Regions from separate parts of the Homo sapiens genome. Here region 2 is linked to region 1. Evidence: read pairs that join two places in POLR2A ChIA-PET (ENCODE). Cell type or tissue: HepG2. All regions are shown on one strand. Links, peaks and the distances in the headings refer to the core of each region. The heading gives the core; the rest is flanking DNA.

Region 1 (5,384 bases), core at 294-5,293:
ATCGCTTGAACCCAGGAGGCAGAGGTTGCAATTTTTAATAAAATTTTATTTTTCTTGGTCAGGCGCGGTGCTTCATGCCTGTAATCCCAGCACTTTGGGAGGCCAGGCGTGTGGGTCACCTGAAGTCAGGAATTCGAGACCAGCCTGACCAACATGGCGAAAACCTGTCTCTACTAAAAAGACAAAAATTAGCTGGACATGGTGGCAAATGCCTGCTACTCGGGAGGCTGAGGCAGGAGAATCACCTGAGCCTGGGAAGTGAAGGTTGCAGTGAGCCGAGATAGCACCACTGCACTCCAGCCTGGGTGACAGAGCAAGATCTTGTCTCAAAAAAAAAAAAAAAGATTATTTTTTGTCACACCAACAAATTCAGCTTCGAAGGAAGAGAAATTTGAACAATATTGACAGAAAGTTGAAGGGCAGGCAACTGGTAACGGCTCAGGCCTGACTGAGGGGGTTCACTATCCTGCTTATTCCAGACAAGCGGTCTGTTAGATTTTCCATCAGCCCAAATAACCTTCTACAGGGTGGAATTTATCATTTCCCAAGAGAGAAGCATCCGCTGCACCCTCAAAGCACAGCCACACAAAGACCTGTGGCTAAACTGGACACTTTGCTTGCCACTGATCTACTAGACGCATGGTTTCCAGAAGGAGATTGTCTGTGGCCGCAAACGGATTGCGAGCAGACTGCGAAGGGGTAGTGAAACCACCGCGGGGCTTCGGAAATGCTTCTCCGCTGAGCAAAGCTAAAAAGAAGTCTACAAGACACCGTGGATTTGGATGAAAAGAGTCTGCCTCCCCTTTGTCAACAGAAAGCCACAAGCACGCGTGTGCTGTGATGTGAAATGCTGGCATGAAGCAGCAGGAGTTTCCATTTTGTCACACTATAGGGAAACGCTGGAGCATCTCTGCAGCTGTCCCACTGACCCCCAGGACAACTGGAAGTCTAACATTTTTCCTTCTCATCACCTCCTCCACCCCTGGTGAAAGCTTTCCTGCCTCTTTGCCTTTCTGGATGGGAGAGCGCAGCTGGGGACACCCGAGGCAGCTCAAGCTGGAACACAAGGGCAGGGGAAAGCAGCGGACAAGATATGAAAGGGCTTGGGAGACATGGGAGTGAGATTGAAGGGCCCGAAGCACAGACAGAGCTGGCCCACGAGAGAGGAAGTGTTGCCTAGGATGTACTGTCTCTTCTCCTTCCTGGGATGATGAGAGGGCAGGAGCCACCTCGGACAGGTGTGCCCCCGTGCCCAGTGGAGTTCGCTAGAAGTGAGGCCTGCTGCTTCCCAACAGCTAAGTCATGGTGGAAAGCAGAGTGAAAATGTTTTCTTCCAGGAAAACAGGACCTCTGTTTCCATGACGCAGCCTCTGCTATTATCACACTGTGTGACCTGGACAAGTGTCAACCTTTCAATCTGTAGTTTCATCTGTAGATAATAATACCTGCCTCTTTGGGCGTCATGACGCAGAGTTATTAAGTACAGAGAGAATGAGTAAATATTCATCAAACTCCAAGACACCAGTAGGTGAAAGGTTTATGGGGAAACTTTTAGCCAGGCGTGATGGTGGGTGCCTGTAGTCCCAGCTACTCGGGAGGCTGAGACAGGAGAATCACTTGAATCTGGGAGGTGGAGGTTGCAGTGAGCCGAGATCGCACCATTGCACTCCAGCCTGAGTGACAAGAGCGAGACTCTGTCTCAAAAAAACGAATAAATAAATAAAATAAAAACTAATTCGGCTGGGGAAGGGTAGTGATAAATTTGCAGTTAACAGAATGTTTAAGTCTGAAGCCATGGCTGTTATGGTAGAGATCTCTTCAGGGCCCAGGCAAGACTTCGGTCACTGCGGCCAGGGCCAGGACTCGGTTCCTATCTCCCCCTCGCTGCCCTTGCATTGTTCTCCAAATCCCCTGGTGACCGAGCAGATACCCTGGAGGGACGAAACGAGGCCCACCCTGGCTTCCTCGAGCAGGACAGGGCCTGCCTGTGTGCTTTTCTTTAGTCTCAGAAAAGCCAAAATTAGCCTCACTTTTGTTTCTTTTCTCAGGAGCCTCTAAATTGTATCTCAGGAAAGGATTATTGTGCTCTAGGGACCCTATCTTATCGTGGGGTGTGGGGGAGGCGATGAGTGAAAGGAAAATGGTCTTTGACAAATTGGTTCAATTCGGACAATCACGTGATTTTCCAGTAATTGCCCACCACTGCTGTAGTGAGCTATTGTTTCACTTCCCAAATATTTAGTCAAGTAGGAGGCCTGAGAAAACTGGGGAGGGTCAGAGGCTGGAGAGCACGCTCATGGAGGGGAAAAGTGCTGTTTTTGGTGATCTCTGCATATTGTTGTGAATGGTAATACTAAGGACGCTCTGGACTCTTTATCACTAACTTTGAAGGACTGACAACCACTTTAGGTGTAAGGAGACCCCTCAGGGACACCCCCTGCCGGAATGCACTGCCGTGGGGGAAGAGTCCTTCTGAGGCGTGGGCTCTGGAGCTGGTAGCTTTTGAGCCTAGTTTGATCCAGCTCTTCCCTGCTTCATGGCCGACCAGGCTGCCTTGCTGACCCCTCTGAGGAGATAAGGGAGTATTGTTTTACCTCTCCTGGTGAACACCGCTGAGAAAAACAAAGTCACACACTGTGAATTAGGGGACAAATGAGACTCGGGCTGCCGGAGCTAAAGGCTTCACACAAAGAATCCAAGGCATGACCAGGCATTTGCTCTTATGCAACTTTTCAAAAATTCCTGGGTCTCCAGGGAAAAAGAGCATGAGCTCTGGGGTGACCTCACCCTGCCTCACTCAGCCTGACATCACGGGACATTTGGGGGATTAGGTCGGACGGTGGCGGCAGCGGCAGCACGTGAGAATGTGTGTTATCGACGGGGAACACTTTTCCCGTGCTCTCATGTGGTCATCTGTCTGATATGCCTGTGGGTGGAGGTGGGCAGAGGGGAAGGGAGTGTCCTGTCACCGGCGACAGAAAAGAGCCATGAGGTCATTGGAGCCCAAGGCTTTCCTCACTGACCATCGGCAGCAATTGTCTTCCCAGCTTCCACTCCCAAGGGTTCACCTCCGCTCCCACAGAGGGTTCTGATCTTGGGATTCCTGCTTTGGACACACATTTTCTTCCATCTGAAAATAGGCCCTGATAGTCGGACAGGGGATATATTATTTGGAGAGAGATTTGGCAATTAACTTTGACAATTTTGTTTTTTTCCAGCTTCTGATGACAATTCCCTCACATCTGAGCCCCTCTGAGATGCTGCCCTTGCTTCTTATAACTCCCTGCCTAGGCATGATGTGCAGGCAGCCCTTCGCCCACCTTGCCCACACCCTCCCCGCCCAGGGTTCCTCACCATGCATCTCACTGCGATCTGGGATCCCTCCCACTCCTCCACCTCCATCCCACTGAATCAGCGTCGCCGATCAGGAGCTGAGACCTGAGAAGCTGTATAAGAAGCAGACCACTCCCGCGATTCTGCTGCCCACTGAACTGGAGAATCATTGAGTCGGCTGATCTCTAACCACCGACTCAGAGCCTGCGTTCTAGAATCGAAATGTTCCCAGGGAAGGCAGCCTCAAGGGAATCAACGGACAGCCTCCCACTTGTGCAGGGGTTTTAATAACCATTAGGTCTCAGTCTTCCTACCTCAGTGATTCTCTTCCTTGGCTGCATGTTGGAATCATGCCTGGGGTTTTTTAAAGTTACACATAATATGGTTCCCAGCAGAGATGAGACATACGGGCTTTCCCCACCCCGCTTCTCTAAGAAGCAAAAAATGGCCTTGGAATCCCAGGCAGTGGTACCACCGGAAGTGTAATGTTGACACCTGGTAAGGAAATCTCCCAACTAAGTCACCTGGAGGCACAGAGGGCAGCCATCTGAACAGAGTGGGGACTGGGGATCCCAGGACTTACTGTGGTAATTTCCTTTAGAAGAATCGCTTCAGTGTTGGAGAAAGGGGTGCTCTCAGACGCTTAGGCTCCAAGGCGGCCAAACAAATGCTGCAGACCCTGGGGTGGATCTCTGGGGAAGAGCGGGCAAGAGCGTGGAGGTCCTGGCTCCCTGTGCTGGTGAGGCTGGAACGGGGTCTGACACAGCATCCCACAGCCAGCTGGTGTCCCACGAGGAGGCTGTATAGGTGAACTTAGGAGTCCAAGTAGGGATTCCTTGGCCAGGATTAGCAAGAGGGAGGGGAAGGTGGTCTCTTCTTGAAGAGGCACAGCTGCCCTGCGAGGCTGCTAGGAGCAGCTGGAGGGTACAAGCTAAGGATGGGGCAGGACCAGTGACTGACAGTGACACCATGAGGCAGTGAGCGGTCACAGCAGAGGTAACCGTAACTGCTAATAATGATTTGGTGTTGTTTGCCCAGCATTGATCAATGTGCCTTACACTTATTAATTCACCCGATAACAGTTCTGTGAGGAAGTCATTATCACCCCCACTGTAGAGAGAAGGAAATGGAGGCATGAAGGCTACACAATTAGAGTGGCTGCCAGTCTGTGAACCCAGGCAGTCTGGCTCTGGAGCCCACACCCCTACCCAGGAGGCCTTGCTGCCTTCATGGCAATAGCCTTCATTTATTGAGCACTTACTATGTGCTGTCACAGCCTCTGTGCTCTTTCAGCCTTCACCGCAATCTTCTGAGGTGGGGCATACTTTTCTTCTCATTTCACAGATAAGGAAAGTGAGGCGCAGGAAAGAAAAATAGGCAACTGCTTACCATCCATTCTCTCCCCTCTGGGAGTGGAAGCCAGACTAATTCCACGGCAGCTCCTTTGTTTTTTTTTTTTTTTGGAGACAGAGTCTCGCTCTGTCGCCTAGGCTGGAGTGCAGTGGCACGATCTCGGCTCACTACAACCTCCACCTCCCAGGTTCAAGGGATTCTCCTGCCTCAGCCTCTCGAGTAGCTGGGATTACAGGTGCCTGCCACCACGCCCAGCTAAATTTTGTATTTTTAGTAGAGATGGGGGTCACCGTGTTGTCCAGGCTGGTCATGAACTCCTGACCTCAGGTGATCCACCCTGCTCAGCCTCCCAAAGTGCCGGGATTACAGGTGTGAGTCACTGTGCCCAACCAGCTCCTTCACTTTTTAGAACTCAATAAGCCTTTAGGGTTCTCAGAAAACTCAGGGTAGGTGGAAGCTTCAACAGGGGATTCTGGGCATCCTGCAATACAACGTTTGCCCTCTTGAGTGCAGAACTGGAAAAACAAAGATTATAGGACATTCTTTCTCCCTCTAAATTTGTGAAAGCAAATCATACCAATTATAGGGGCCTCATCCCAGATCCATTTAATCAGAATACATGAAGAGTGGGGCCAGGAAATCTGAATTAAATCAAAACCAAAAACAAACCACAGGTGATTCTGGTGCACAACTGGGGT
Region 2 (5,384 bases), core at 62-5,061, 130 kb before region 1:
CATTTACAGGGATCTAGCTTACTGAAACTCAGCCACATGCCTACAAGGACTTATGTGTAAGAACTTTAATTCCAGCACTATTTGCAACAGTGCAGAGAAAAAAGAAGAAAAAACAGAATTGTCCCTTAGTAGAAGAACAGACAAGGTTTAATCATTCAATGGAATAAGACAGAGCAGTTAAAATTAATAAACTAGATCTGCACATATCAACATGGATAAATCTTGAAAACAAAGTTTGGAGAGGGGAAAAAAGCAGCAAAACATATGTACAGTATATCATTCATGGATACTTATTTATAGATTTATACTTAGAAAAAATATAAAATATGCAAAAATAATTTCAGAATGGCAGTAGGAATTGGGGAAGGGATACAGTGGGACTTTGGCAACTTCTATAATATTTTAATATTCTAAAGGAAGCGATCTGAAGCAAATATGGCAACATGTCCACGGTTTAATCCTGGTATAGGTACACAGTTGTCTATTACTTCCTTTATGTTTGAATGTTGCACATGTTAAAATATTAAAAATAAACTAATAAACTATCAAGTCTAACTAATATTTACCGTGCATTTTCCACTCGTTGAATCCCCCAAAGATCTAAACCATCTTCAGTTAGAGTTCCAGTCTAAAAAACAAAAAAGCACACATGCACAAAGTATGGATGATGCCTCAAAAAAAAACCCAAAAATAAAAATAAAAAGCAACCACACAGCATTAGAAACTATGCTACATATAACATAATGGAGTTCTACAGAGTTAAAAAAAGAAACAGGCAAGATCCCTGACAGAGAATGGCTTCCAGGACATATGGTTAAAGTGGGAGAGGGGGTGCAAACAATGATCACAAATCTTCTGCGTAAGGGCAGAGAGGGGTATATATTTACGTGCTTATACTATCAAAAAAAAAATCAATGGAAGGATGCACCAGTTAACCTATCTTATCAATCAATAAAGGATGCCTATAAAGCAAAAAAGGAAGGATTACTGTATAAGGAGGGCCAAGAGGAACAGGTTAAAGTACATCAGGAGGAAGCAACTGGCCAAATCCACAAGGTAAATGACCTGGTTTCTTCAACAAAATAACTGGAGATAAGGGGTAAGTAAAGGCAATTGTTACATGTTAATTGTAAGCAATGTAATCCCTATTTGGATTCTGACTGAAAAATCAACTAGTAAAAATTAGAGATATGAGGAAATCTCAACTGGATATTAGAAAAACTAAAGAATTGCTAATTCTGTTAAATGTGATAGTGATATTTTAAATATCCTCTAGACACATACTAAGGTAGTTATGAGTGAAATAATGTCTGATGCTGTCCCCTTCAAAATGAGCAGATAGATAAAATAAGACTGACAATGTGTTGATAACTGATAAAGCTGGGTAATGAGTAAATGAGTGTTTATTATACACACATCTTTTCTCCACTTTTGTCTTAAAACTTTTAGGAAAGTTTCCAAAAAAGACAAGCATAAGTGAAATTTTTTGAACTGATAAATATGAAATAATTGTAGCAGTATGTGACATATTTTTTTCTAACAGAACATGTTTCCCATTTTTTTCTGTAATAATGAAATGCACAAAAATCAAATTTGTATCACATCAGTTACCCAGAAAAGTTTGATAGAAGGTTTTCTGGTCAAAGTTTAATTCTCAGAAAACTTTAAAGAAAATTCCAGCTCAGGAAAGGAGAAACCTTTCTAAGAGGCAAGATATACTTCACACAGGTACATAATTTGTCATTTTCACATAAAATCAGTGACCTTCATAATTCTTAAACATATTCAATAAAATCATACAGCAAACACTAAACATACACACTTACAAGCAATAAAATCATAATAAATATATATGTATGGAGCCTATTGTGTTAAATAAGAATTACTGTCTAAAAAATTAAAGGTCACGTAATCTTTACTGCTACTACTATTAATACTACTAGGCCTAATTCTGGAGTTAACTGAAGCTTTGAGCAAATAAGCAATATCCAAAGTATTAAAAATTGAGAAAATAAGAAATATAGCATGTCCTCAAATACGATTGTTTTGTCCGTCTTTTTTTATAACACGATGGGTGCCAGTGGTGGGGAGAGCTGAGGCCCAGCCGCGACCACTATCTACATGGAGTTTGCATGTTCTCTCCCTGTCTGCATGGGTTTCACTCCAGGTACTTCAGTTTCCTCCCACATCAAAGCTACGCAAGTTAAGTGAACCAGCACATTTAAATGGTCCCAGTCTGCGCGAGTGTGAGTACACCCTGCGATACGATGGCATCCTGTCTAGGGCTGGTTCCTGCCTCGTTCCGCCAGTTGCTGAGATACGCTCCCACTACCCAGGAGCCTGAAATAAAACAACTGGGTAAATAATTACCTTACTTGTTTTTATTTCTTTCTTAAATGAATGTATAGCTCATATTTATTTCAATGATTAATATCAGAAGTGTTTTAGATCTTTATTTAGAAGTTTGGTGATTTTTTGTGACCAAAATATGGCATAGGAACTTAAATCTCATTTGTATCAATTAGCCTATGGTAAAACTGGTTTCATTTCATTTAAAGTTGCAGTTTTCAAGAACCTATCAGTAATGTTAAGTGAGAACTTATGGTATAGAAAAATGATGCATATACCAAATAAGTGGAGGAAAAGGAAAATTAGAGGAACATGACAGAATGTGTCCAAATTTGTTGACAAAGAAAATAAAAAACATTGATCTAAATATTTAAACGCTACGAAGTAACCTTTGAAAGTAACTATGAAACTGAACCCACCTTGTCAAAGCAAACAAGATTGAGCTGTCCACAAATATTTATTCTTTGAGGACTGATACAGAAAATACCGATTTTTTTCAGTCTTCTCTGAGCATACACAATACCAGCAGTCATTGCAGCAGGAAGTGCAGGGGGCACAGTAATTGTGATAATATCAAGAGACTCGATAATTATGACCCCAACTTGTACCTACAATTAACACAAAAATAAATGTCAAATCCCCAGTATTATTTACGGATTTAATATGGGTATTTCTTTAGTGAAAATCTGTAAGCCATTTTCAATTGTATATTTCAATTTTATGTATGTGTGTGTATATACATATCTATTAACCATATATAATTTTTTTCTTCAGATATTTCTGCAAAATAAAAAAGCTCAATGGATTATAGAATGACAGCTACTTTCAAAAGAAACTTATCTCATTTTCAAGGCGCTACATACTTCACACATGACACACTTCAAAGCCGGTCAACAATCATTATCAGATATTGACTCAGCGTGCACACACCTTACTGTACCACTCTCCACTTCTGACAAGCGGCGCCTTCAATTAACTAACCACAAATCATTTTAACACTGTATATTACATCTCAGAGGTAAAAAAGAGAAAATAAAGCTTTTGGTGATTATGTGGGGGGGTTTTTTTTCCTGTTTTTTTTTTTTAAAGTCACAAGACCAAGTAAAAGACCATCTAAACCAGAGGCACCCAAAAGAAGTATCCTTTACAATGGAAATGTTCTATAGCTGGGCTTTCTAATATCATAGCTACTAGTCTCATGACTTTGTTAGCATTAAATTAATTAAAATTAAATTAGCTTAAAATTTTAGTTCCTCATTCTCAGTAGCCACATTTCAAATCCTCAATAGCTGCATATGATAAATAATTGAGGTTCAAACCCTATTAAGAGTCCCACATACATACCTCATTTAAAATGCTATTAATAATAGTGTAGATAAACCCAATGCCAGCAACTGCCACAAGACATAGTAGAAACAAGTAGGCATCTCTGTAGAGTTTAAAATCAGTTGGTTTGGGATACAATATGGAACGAACAAGCTGTCCTTTGGAAGTACTAAATCCTTTCAAAAAAAGAAGACAATTATTGATATTTTTATAAGAAAATGAGAATTATCTCCCAAAACAGAATCTCTCTTTTTTTTTTTTTGAGACAGAGTCTCGCTCTGTCACCCAGGCTGGAGTACAGTGGTGTGATCTCGACTCACTGCAAGCTCCGCCTCCTGGGTTCACGCCATTCTCCTGCCTCAGCCTCCCGAGTAGCTGGGACTGCAGGCGCCCGCCACCAGGCCCGGCTAATTTTTTTGTAATTTTGGTAGAGACGGGGTTTCACCATGTTAGCCAGGATGGTCTCAATCTCCTGACCTCATGATCCGCCCACCTCGGCTTCCCAAAGTGCTGGGATTACAGGCGTTAGCCACAGCACCCAGCCCAGAATCTCTTTTTAAACATTTAGTAGGTATCAAATATGCTGAAACATGCAAAAAGAGATTAATTAAGATGTTTCCTACCTGTTCTAACAACTATGGCTTTGACGAGTTCTCCAGTGTAGAAACGAGTCTGAATAACAGTTGTCCCACAAAACAAAGTATGTCGTTTATGTGTTTCTGGATTATATAATTCATCTCCTATTCCTTTCACATCCACTGAAGGATTTGGCAAATTAGTCTTTGTCACTGGAACACTTTCTCCTTTAAAAAACAACAACAACAACAAAAACAGTTTACAAATTATTAAACGAAAGCACAGGAATCAGTATCGAACACCAAAAAATATTAAATTGTTAAATATTTTAAATGCTACCATACTGTTTACAATAATCACTGAGAGTTGTATATGTGGACAACATGGCTTAATTTTTTGTCTACCAATTTCCTCACATAGAAGTATCAAATATTATCTCCCACAATAATTCCAGAAAGTGATTTGTGGCTCAAAGGTAATATTTGTTTATATTTAGAAACAGTTGCATTGTTCAGTTTCAAATAATTTCAAAAAAGATTAAGTAGTTGCTATAGTCCCTGCACCTCTAAGAACTAATGGTAACAGTGGAAAGCACTGTACAGAAGAGATGTGAGGGCCTACCCCGATCCACCCCTACACACACACACACACACACACACACACACACACACACACACACACAGAACAGAAAAGACAGCTGGGCAAAAAAGAGATGTGAAAATGAGTAATGTGGTGGTTCTCTCAAACAACCACAAACAGCCAAATTCTTTTTAAAATTAATTCTCTGCAGCATTCACATTTCTTGCTTCAAAGAAGGCATGTGTGTCAGATATGTATTTGTTTGTGTGTTTTAAGATACGAGATATGTGTTTGTGTGTTTTAAGACACGACTCTTAACAGTTTCAAAATGTATTACATATAAATCATTTTCTAGCCAGATCAACTAGGACAATTAAAAAAAAAATTCACACGATTAAAATAAGATATTGGACAGGCACAGTGGCTCACGCCTGTAATTCCAACACTTTGGGAGGCCAAGGTGGATGGATCACCTGAGGACAGGAGTTCACGACCAGCCTGGCCAACGTGGTGAAGCCGTCTCTACTAAGAATGCAAAAATTAGCCATGCATGG

What was found. Peaks named below come from ENCODE experiments on the same cell type or tissue, not always from the same donor. Only the 100,000 strongest peaks of a DNase experiment are listed, where the experiment ranks them.
Region 2: POLR2A ChIA-PET joins it to region 1 with 5 read pairs; 5 of 35 experiments call an interaction of 5 or more read pairs at or near these places.

What each region holds. Positions count from the first base shown.
Region 1 is chr3:194,569,674-194,575,057 of GRCh38, forward strand. No RefSeq gene overlaps it. Among named protein-coding and RNA genes, the nearest start is that of TMEM44-AS1, 12 kb to the right of the region's middle. RefSeq lists enhancers at 2,491-3,690, 2,667-2,961, 4,007-4,176. In HepG2, for the core only: a CTCF peak has its summit at 4,298; DNase peaks (open chromatin) are centred at 2,728 and 4,298; H3K4me3 peaks cover 739 bases.
Region 2 is chr3:194,444,159-194,449,542 of GRCh38, forward strand. ATP13A3 (ATPase 13A3) reads right to left here. Exons shown (of 34, transcript NM_001367549.1): 12 at 4,299-4,478; 13 at 3,694-3,851; 14 at 2,769-2,957; 15 at 567-628. Among named protein-coding and RNA genes, the nearest start is that of ATP13A3, 40 kb to the right of the region's middle. RefSeq lists enhancers at 2,645-3,844, 5,340-5,384. In HepG2, for the core only: no CTCF peak of the experiment used is centred there; DNase peaks (open chromatin) are centred at 2,823 and 3,253.